2 separate regions of the Homo sapiens genome follow, and region 1 is linked to region 2. The links are chromatin loops, found by intact Hi-C in ENCODE. Cell type or tissue: B cell. All regions are shown on one strand. Links, peaks and the distances in the headings refer to the core of each region. The heading gives the core; the rest is flanking DNA. Region 1 overlaps IFT57 (intraflagellar transport 57). Region 2 overlaps LINC01215 (long intergenic non-protein coding RNA 1215).

Region 1 (5,386 bases), core at 253-5,252, 48 kb after region 2:
CAGAAATGTTTCCTGCTGTGAATCACTCAAGGCAACGCTTATACAGTTTATTTATGTTAAACCAAAATCCAATGGCTTGGAGTTGAAATTTAAAGTTTAAGGTTCTTTTTACAACTGCACTCTAAGTCAGACACTAAATGAATAGGTAAGTATTAAAAAAAGCAGTTCAGTAAGTCAAAGGTTTGAGATAATTAGAAAAACATACTGTAATACTTCCAAGGCCTTTTAAAAATAATCTCTTTATCTAAATTTCTTGTAATGAATCTGAAGATTTACATAATTATTAATACTAGAGACATTTTGGTGGAATGAAGGGGATACCTACCCAACTATCTTTTAAAACAACAAAGTAAGAAACATTTAATTATAATTTGGAAAAAATCTACTTAAGTCATTAATCAAAATTCTAATTACAATATCCACAGGGCATTAAAGCATGTTAGAACATTTTTTCATTGCATTAAATGCCTAATATTAAATCACTATAACACACAATCATTTAGTAATAAGTACTGCATAATTGAAGAAAAGGGCCTAAGTAGGGTTTAGTTGAAAACTGATTTCACACTTTCTGCTCTTCCTTATTTCTAGAGAACAAGAATAAATATTATTAATGATTATTTGGTTTCCATTGTGATTTAAAAAAAACTTGCCTTGAAAAAAAATCATGCTCTTCATGAAGAATAATAGGATTGATGACTTTAGAAGCCACTTTCCTTTGGGTCAATACATGAAGTTGAGACACTAATTGTACAAATAAACAACAGACAACAGCCAGCTCATATACAAATATATAACTCTGACCCACAATCTGCAGCAGCCAGACCGGGAAGCAAAACCACAGCCTCTGTAGCAATCAGCCCCAAACAGGGTTTAATCAATGACTGCTGGCTTCCCCACTTTTGTGTGCCACCCACTTTCAATGTAGGACCAACCAGACCAAGCCAAATATCCTCCCCTCCCTTAACCAGCCAGTCACATATTATACCCTGCTTCTAGTTTAGCCCACCTGAAGATTACCAGCCATATCTGAACATATAGTAAATCTTCCCTTTTTTCCACTAAAAATCATTTAAATTTTCCTACCTGCTTTTGAGTCTTTGCCAAACACACATGACGGTGGCTGACACCCTTGCTATACAGTAAGCTTTGAATAAATAGCCTTTGCTTGGTCTCACTTGCGTGGTCTCCATTTATTTTAACAAAGTCTAAGGTTTGCTTTTTATAGTAAAAACTCAAAAAGAATATTCTTCCTCAAGAAACAGCATTAAATATTTCTTTAGCAATTTAAAATTAATCAAAATTACAGAAAGTAAAAATTTATATGAATATGCATTCACCTTTTCTATTTCTCCAGAAATATGGAACATGGAGAATTCTTTGGCAGCTCAGCTTCAACTATTGTTATATTCAACTCAGCAACTTTCAATTGATTCATGTAAAAATTTAAAAAGTTTATATGTTACTATAAGGAATTTAAAATTTTTTAATTATGTAGGAAAGTATTATCCTTCAATAATTGTCCTAAAGTACTACTCTAGTTTAGGCATCCTCAGACAGTCAGTTTCTAAGAAATGGACTCCTGAGCCATACTCATTAGGTCATAACCGAGGCATTGCTAAAGTGGCATGAGCTAGGATTTGGCTGATTTTTACTTCCTTAGCAGAATTTCTGGCTGCATCTTTAGACACATTATTCCAACTTGAGGCAGATCTGAATTGTTCTCTGGATACATAACCACCCTAGAAGTGCAGCTGTCCCTTAAACAACACTGGTTTCAACTCCATGGGTCCACTTATATGCGGATTTTTTTCAATAAATATACAAAAAAATTTTCTAGAGATTTGCAACAATTTGAAAAAACTTGCAGATGAACCACACAGGCTAAAATATTGAAAAAATTAAGAAAAAGTTAGGTATGTTATAAACACATAAAATATACATAGATACTAGTCTATGTTATTTACTACCATAAATATACAAAAAAAACTATTATAAAAAGTTAAAGATTACCAAAATTTATGCACACAAACACAGACTGTATGTGGCACCATTTACAGTTGAGAGAAATGTAAACAAAGGTAGATATGCAGTATTAAATCATAAGTGTATAAAATTAACTGTAGTACAATCTGTACTACTATAATAATTTTGTAGCCACCTCTTATTATTGTGATGAGCTCAAGTGTTGCAAATATTGCTTAAAATGTGTGAGGTTAATCATGTCCAAGTGAGCAGTTAGTCTCTATAGTAAATTGTGTATCACAGTAAAAAGTTATTTCTTGAGGTTTTCGTGTACTTTTCATGTTTAGTGCAATATCTTCAAGTATTTTTCATGTTTAGCATAAACCCTGAATAACACCATGGGACCTATACAAATGTCACTTGCAATGCTGGAAGTGCTTCCAAGAAGTAGCGAAAAGTCCTGACATTACAATAAAGAGATGAATTGCTTGACATGTACTGTAGATTGAGGTCTGCAGCTGAGGATTCTTGTCATTTCAAGATAAATGAATCCAGCATAAGAACCATTATAAAAAAAGAAAATTCAGGAAGCCATCACTGCAGCTATGACAGCAGGCACAAAAACCTTTCGCTTTTTGCAAAATACTTTTTCTCTTATACTGAAAATGCAGCTTTTATGTGGGTGTAGGATTTCTATAAGAAAGACATACTTATAGCCTCCATTATGATTCAAGAAAAAATGAAGATATAATACGACAATTTAAAGCAAAAGGAGGGTGAAGGATCTAAAGCTGGAGAATCTGATGCCAGCAAAGGATGGTTTGATAATTTTTGAAAGAGGTTTGGCTTTAAGAAATGTCAAGATAACAGGAGACTCAGCTTCTGATGACTAAATGGCAGAAGATGAGTTCCTAGGTGCCATTAAGAATATCACTGTGGAGAAAAGATATCTGCCTAAACAGGTTTTTAATGCAGACTAAAGTGCCCTGTTATGAAAAAAAGAAAAAGTGCCACGAAGACATTTATTACTAAGAGATGTGAGCACTAGGATTTTTTTTTTTTTTTTTTTTTTTTTTGAGATGGAGTTTCGCTCGTTGCCCAGGCTGGAGTGCAATGGCGCAATCTCAGCTCATCGCAACCTCCCCCTCCTGGATTCTAGCGATTCTCCTGCCAGCACTAGGATTTAAAGCAGGAAGGGATAAGCTAATTCTACTATTTTATGCAAATATAGTTGGGTTTATGATTAGGACTGCCCTTATTTATAAACTGCTAACCCCTGAGCCTTGACAGGAAGAGATAATCACCAGCTGCCAGTCTTTTAGTTGTGCAAGAAAAGGGCCTAGACACTGAGAACCCCTTTTCTGGACTGGTTCCATCGATGCTTTATCCCTGAAGTCTGGAAGTACCTTGTTAGTAAGGGACTGCCCTTTAAAGTTTTTTGATATCGGACCATGCCCCTGGTCACCCAGAACCCCATGACTTAAACATCGAAGGCACTGAAGTGGTCTAGTTGCCCCCAAACACAACATCTCCAATTCAGCTAGTAGATTGGGGGTCATAAGGACCTTTAAGTCTTATTACACATAGTACTCTATGGAAAGAATTGTCAACACTGTGGATCCCCAAAAGAGAGAACATCATAAAAGTCTGGAAGGATTATATCAATGAAGATACCATTGTTGTTATAGAAAAAGCTGTAAAAGCCATGAAGTCTAAAACAAATTCCTGCTGAAGAAAACTGTGCCAGATGTTGTGCAGGACTTCACAGGATTTATGACAGAGACAATCAAGGAAATCATGATAGAGACTGTGGCTATGCCAAAAAAAAAAAAAAATGTTGGTGGGGATAACAGGTTTCAAAATATGGATTTTGGAGAAATTCAAGAGTTAATAAAAATACCAGAGGAATTAATAGGAGATGATTTGATGGAGATAAGTGCTTCCAAACCATGCCAAACAATGAGGAGGAAGACGAAGAAGAAGTAGTACCAGAAAACAAATTTGATACTGGACAATCTGGCAGAAGGGCTCTGATTATTCAAGACTACTTTGGACTTGTTTTATAACGTGGACCCTTCAATGAAAAATTAAACCAAATTGCGGAAGAATTGGTAATATACAGAAACGTTTTTAAAGAAATGAAAAAGCAAAAAAAGCCAGAAATTAGAATGCATTTCCATAAAGTTATACCAGTGTGCTTGCCTCTCCTGCCTCCCCTTCCTCTTCCTCCACTTCTTCTGCCTCTGCCACCCCTGAGACAGCAAGACCAACTCCTCCTCTAGTCCCTCCTCCTTCCTCAGCCTTCTTAATGGGAAGACAATGGAGATGAAGACCTTTGTGATGCTCCACTTCCACTTAATGAATAGTAAATATATTTTCTCCTCCTTATGATTCTTTTAACATTTTCTTTTATCTAGCTTATTTTATTGTAAGAATACAGAATATAATACATATAACATACAAAATATCTGTTAATTGTGTATGTTATTAGTAAGGTGTCCAGCCAACAGTAAGCTATTAGTAGGTAAGTTCTGAAGAGTCAAAAGTTAAAATGCACAGGGGTTGGCATCCCTAACCTTCATGTTGTTCAAGGGTCAACTGTAATTACCAGGAACATTATAATCAATGCCAAAAAAAATGAACCATTAATATGGTCCATTCAAATCAGCATATAACAAAAATTCTTTATCTTCAGCTGTGAAGCATATTATTTGTATTCTTGGCAACATTTACTTTCCTAATTGTATTCTGTTTAAGCTAATATTAAAATTAGTTTGCATTCTTTGAGAACTGGCAATAGTAGCAAGTGGTGCCAGACAATAGGGATAAGCTAGTTTAGCAATAAAAACCTTGTTGCAATATTATGGTGAATATACAAAATAAAATATTGTTACATGATAAGATCTCATCAAAGCACATACATTGAAATACATAAAAAGAATAGAGAAGGAGATTTACTTTCCTGTAATTTCCTGCTAGGAAGCATAAAAAGAATAAATGTGTGAGAGAAGACTGCTCTGCCTATGGAGTAGCCATGATTTTGTTTCTTTACTTCTCTAATAATTAAACTTGTTTTCATGTAAGTTAAAAAAAAAAGGGGGGGAGTGTCTGAGCCTACTATGGCTCAGAAGGGTGCCTGATTAAAAAAAAAAAGTGTGAGAGAAAAACGCAAAACACATATTTGATCCAGAGCCAAATAAATATGGGACTTATTTACTACCAAATTTAAATAACAGAGGTCCTTTACTACTTGTCTCTCTCATCTCTAAACCACTTCAAAATTAATCCAACACTGACCAGTAAAACACACTGACCCCAAAATAATACATTTCTTTTCTTTTCTTTTCTTTAAAACACACAGGTAAAATCTCTAGATGTCCTAGATAGCCTGTGTTGAGTGAAAGGTTATTATTTTGGCCAA
Region 2 (5,386 bases), core at 247-5,246:
CTCCCCTTTTTTTGGTTTAGTAAACAAATTCAGGTAGGCTCAGTCATTTGACCAATGACAAACAACTAGAATATGGAGCATGAATTTGAAGCATCAGAGTCTGTACCCTTTTCTCTGAATATTTTGGGAGATAATTGGTACAAAGTAAATAAAAATCAATATTGTCATTATTGTCTACTTAGATAACAATGCAGTGTCTTCATTCATAATGGATTGCAGTTCCCCACTCAGGAAGAGGACATTTTTTTTAAAACTACATGATACAACTGAGAGCTTGGAAGCTATCCATGCATAAGTTTTAAAACCCAGCAGCTTCATGGTTTCCTCCTTCTGTTGGCCTGGCCAGTGGACACAGTGGTCACGTTCCTGGCATGGAGATGTCATTCATGGTAGGTGTTCTTGAATTGGAGCCTAAGGCTCCAGGACTTTTGTGGGTTCCTCCAGAATCCTACATCCTTATACACTCCCACGGGGTGCCTGCCCAGGTGAGTGGCATGCTTCATGGTATCCTTTCAGACTCTATCACTCCTACTTCTCCAACCCTGACTTACAATATGACCTGGGGAAGGATTAGAATGTTGGTATATTTTAATTTGCTCCTATGCCAAATCACAGTGCTTATATTTGCAACTCTGAGAATTGATGGGGACAATACATAGATTTAGAATTCACATGTGTGAGCACCATGAAGTACTTTGAACTTCACTAAATGGGGAAAATACAAGACACTACATTTAGAAATTGTTTAGGAGCAGCAAATGGAGAGAAGCAACATTTTTGCTTTAAAAAAAAACAACATCACAACCCCTTGATTATGTGCAGCACACAATTTAACAGGTGTGTGATTTATTCATTTATTCACAGACTCATGGACCAACCATTCCATCACAGCACTATTGTCTGTGAAGCAAAACACATTTACAGCAAACTGTATCAGCTCCTCAGAGAGACTGAATTAACCCATCTAAAAATCCTTTGCTTCCGATTGAAAAAGAGGGTTAATATCATCCAAATGATGAACATAAATAAACTTTACCTCAGTAAAGTTCTTTCCATCTTTGGATTTCTGGGTCATCTCTAACCAGTGCTTGATATGAAAGGGGGAAAAATAAAACTTGTGTATTATTTTTAGTGGATAAATGGAATATAATTGTTTCTCCATGTGTATCTAGAATTATGGCCTTCTTGGGGAAAGTACTACAGCCCCTCCCTTCCCTGCTCACTCATCTCTTTTCTTGGGAGAAAGATGGTTTTTCTGATTGGTGAGACTGGGGAAAACTTGATACCCACTCTGCCAGGTTTCTTTACCTGACAAAGTTAAGTGTTCATGAGTCATTTCTCTTTTTCTCTAGGTCTCTCAGACCCAAGTGTTACCAGTGAAGGGTGTCCAGGTTCTTGGCGCTTTGAACAAAGAATTGGACAAAACTCACAAACAAAGCAAGAAAAGAAAGAAGCAACAAAAGCAGAGATGTATTGAAAATGAAAACACACTCCACAGGGTGGGAGCAGGCCGAGCAAGCAGCTCAAGGGCCCAGTTACAGAACTTTCTGGGGTTTAAATACCCTTTAGAAGTTTCCATTGGTTACTTGGTGTACACCCTATGTATATGAAGTAGTGGCCTGTGATCAGTCTGATTGGTTGGAAGGGACCAATCAGAATGCAAACGTCTGATTAGTTGTGGAAAGTGACCAATTAGAGGCTGAAGTGAAGTTACAAAGTAATACTCCCACGCAAATGAAGACTTGGCCCACAACCAACCTGATTGGTTGTGAGAGGGGACCAATCAGAGGGACTTTCAGTTTTTCACCTGCAATGCAGAAAAAGGGTGGCAGGTGAGGGGTGTTGCAAAGGGAGTAGCCTCTGGTCCTTTTGTTACTTGGGCACTTGGGCGTGGAAAGTGGGGGTTTTCCTTTTGATTTAGTTCTAGGAAGTCAGCGTGAATTGGCCTTACATTCCCTGCCTCCAGACCCTATTCTCCTGCCTCACAAGTGCTCCTAGGAGCTGTACATGCCTGTCTTTGTCCCCATGTAGTCAGCTCGTTACAGGTGGGTCCTGCTGGGTCTTTCGTTCTTGCTTCTCTGCTTCAAGATGGCTAATAAGTCCTGGTCCAGTGAGTCCCCAGTGCAGACATAGAGCAGAAGGGAAGTGGGTCCAGTTGCATTTCCTGCAGTTTAATAAAGAACCCTGTGCTCTCTGGCCCATTACCTAAAGCTGATATTGTGCTTGGAACGTGTAGTGTTATCCAATCCAGCTTTACCACTGCTAAAGCTGATACCACGCTTTGATCCTCTGCTTGCTCATTTTGCCAAGTTCTTAACTGCGTGGAACTGGAAGGTGAGGGCTGGATGATTGATTTTTCACCCTGCCCCCAAACTCCAACAACCGAAACCAAGGGTTCTTGAAGAGAGAGGGGCAGGGCAGCAACAGGGAGACTGAAACTTGGGGTGGGGGGGGGGCGGGGGGAGGGGGGCGGACGGAATGTTTTTGAAGTGTGTGTTTGCCTAAGGTGTGTGTAGAAAGGTAGCTACTTTTCAGTCTCTGCCTGCCTTTAATCCATTACAATGTCCTAATTAAAAACATTTAAAAAGCTACATTGGAAAATGATCCCTGAGGCTAGAATGCTGTTGGCACAGTGAAAAAGACGCAATCAATAAGTAAACAGGCAATGTCAGCCCGGAGAGCTTTCAGAACAACATGCCTACTCGGGGGAAAAAAAATTACAAGTCGCTTTAGCCTATTTAAATATTTTCCAAGATCTTTGTTAAATTTCAGGTAATAATATTTCTTCCTTTGAACAAGCGTTGTATGTTTGCCTTTGACTGAGAATGGCCTAGGCTAGAGACCATTTGGTATTCAACTTGTGACTATTTTAGTATGGGGCTGGACCCCAAAAATTCATGCTCAATGAAATGATTTTCACTTACTGAGATGAATTTACTTTTTGCTTCCTTCAGCAATTCATCAATCTAATGGAAGAAAGAGTAGCTATCATCATAATGAGAATAGACTTCTACGAGTATGAGTCAATGTCAATACTTTATTTAATAATGCAAATTCTATTACTATATATTTGGTCTCAATCCAAATTTGCTTTAAATTGAGTTTCCTTGCCATTGCACACTCCTATCTTTCTGAACACACACCACCCCACACACACACCATACACACTTGTTTCATTGCGCTTCATTTTATTGCACTTCTCGAAGAATGTGTTTTTTACAAATTGAAGATTTGTGGCAACTTTTCATCGAGTGAGTCTATTGGCATCATTTTTGCAAGAGCATATGCTCACTTCCTGCCTCTGTGACAGCATTTTTTAGCAATAACATATTTTTAATGAAGGTATGTACATTGTTTTTTAGACATAATGCTATTGCACACTTGACTAAAATGTAGCCTAAGTATAATTTTTATATGCCATGGGAAACTAAAAAAAGTGACTTACTTTATTGTAATATTTGCTTTATTACTTTGGTCTGGAACTGCCTCACACTATCTCTGAAGTATGCATGTATAGCTTTTCATAACACAGATATCACATTTGACCAGATCCTATTGTTACTGAACAATGTTGATGCTAACATTGATGATATCAATCACTATTACTGGAATCATTATCAACATATCAATAAATATTTTTAGAACATTTTGAAATTGTCAGCTGGGTTTTGGTTAAATACTTCTTGTCTGATATATTATATCCCAAAACAATAACAGTAGCTGAAAATACCAGAGAAGATATACTTTTTAAAGTAACATATTGTCATAACGTATAAGTATCAAAATTTCATACTGCAGCATGACTGACATAAAGAACACTTTGTTGTTGTTGTTGTTGTTTTGTTTGTTTGTTTGTTTTGAGATGGAGTCTCGCTCTGTCACCAAGGCTGGAGTGCAGTGGCACAATCTGGCTCACTGCAACCTCCACCTCTCTGGTTCAAGCAATTCCCCTGCCTCAGCCTCCAGAGTAGCTGGGATTACAGGCGCATGCCACCACGCCTGCCTAACTTTTCTGTATTTTTAGTAGAGATGGGGTTTCACCATGTTGGCCAGACTGGGCTCGAACTCCTGACCTCAGGCAATCCGCCCATTTTGGCCTCCCAAAGTGCTAGGATTACAAGTGTGAGGCACCACGCCCAGCCACAGAACACTTTTAAACCACTGAACTGATAAAGGGGCTATAAAACTCTTCTATTTCATTCTTTTTTTTTTTGAGACAGAGTCTTGCTCTGTCATCCAGGCTGGAGTGCAGGGTGGCAATCTCAGCTCACTGCAACCTCTGTATTCCAGGTTCAAGCAATACTTGTGCCTCAGCCTCCTGAGTAGCTGGGATTACAGGTGTATGCCACCAAGCTCAGCTAATTTTTGTTCTTTTAGTAGAGACGGAGGTTTTGCCATGTTGGCCAGGCTGGTCTCGAACTCCAGACCTCAAGTAATCTGCCTGCCTTGGCCTCGTAAGTGCTGGGATTTCAGGCATGAGTGACTGCACCTGGTCTATTTCATTCTTTATAAGCAGAAAACTCTAAATACTTCTAGGATAGGTGGTTCTGAGCAGTAGGCATCTATGTATTTAAGAATATTATGGAATCTTCTGGTTTCTCCAATCCTGTCCACCTATCTTCATTAGGATGTCCTGGGCGTCTCATGTGTTAGCAGTGCCGTTGACCCTTGAACAACACAGGTTTCAACTGCACTGGTCCACTTATACATGGGTTTTCTTTTGCCTCTGCTATTCCTGCTAAACAAACCCCCTCCTCTTCCGCCTACTCAACATGAAGATGATGAGAATGAAGACCTTGATGACTGATCCACTTCCACTTAATGAATAATAACTATATTTGTTGTAATTTTCTTAATAACATTCTTTTTCTAGCTTACTTCATTGTAAGAACACAGTATATAATACATATAATATACAGAATATGTGTTAACTGACTGTTAATGTTATTGGCAAGGCTTTGGGCCATCAGTGGGGTATTAGTAGTTAAGTTCTTGAGGATCAAAAGTTATACTTGGATTTTCAACTGCATGAGGGGTTGGTGCCCCTAACCTCCACATTGTTCAAGGGTCAACTGTAATTTCCCAGCTCCTGTTTCTCTGGTTTCTGACCTGCTACTGACCTGCTTCCAGCTTGGCTTTGTAGTCTCCTACTTCATATCCTCCTTTATTCCTTGAACCAGGCCTTTGACTTTGGGATCCCTTCAAGAACACTTGGCTCCTTCCCTCCTGGCTACACATACACATTGTTAGGAGGGATAAGCACCCTAGCAGGCTCTAGATGCAGCTGCTGTCCTAGTTTCTCTTGTGGGTGGATTTGGGACAGCAGGGATTCAGACCATAATGTGGTTGTTCCTCATCCTTCTTTACCTAACTATTAATCATTGGA

The links. Peaks named below come from ENCODE experiments on the same cell type or tissue, not always from the same donor. Only the 100,000 strongest peaks of a DNase experiment are listed, where the experiment ranks them.
Region 1: a loop joins it to region 2, with 2.1 times the contacts of the local background. A loop is called at or near these places in 1 of 110 quality-filtered maps.

Annotation. Positions count from the first base shown.
Region 1 is chr3:108,182,537-108,187,922 of GRCh38, forward strand. All of the region lies in intron 6 of IFT57 (intraflagellar transport 57), which reads right to left. Among named protein-coding and RNA genes, the nearest start is that of IFT57, 37 kb to the right of the region's middle. RefSeq lists a silencer at 763-963. In B cell, for the core only: no CTCF peak of the experiment used is centred there; no DNase peak of the experiment used is centred there; H3K27ac peaks cover 334 bases.
Region 2 is chr3:108,134,962-108,140,347 of GRCh38, forward strand. LINC01215 (long intergenic non-protein coding RNA 1215) reads left to right here. Exons shown (of 2, transcript NR_110030.1): 2 at 1,353-3,649. Among named protein-coding and RNA genes, the nearest start is that of LINC01215, 13 kb to the left of the region's middle. RefSeq lists an enhancer at 1,612-1,751. In B cell, for the core only: no CTCF peak of the experiment used is centred there; a DNase peak (open chromatin) is centred at 2,150; H3K4me3 peaks cover 1,217 bases; H3K27ac peaks cover 2,146 bases.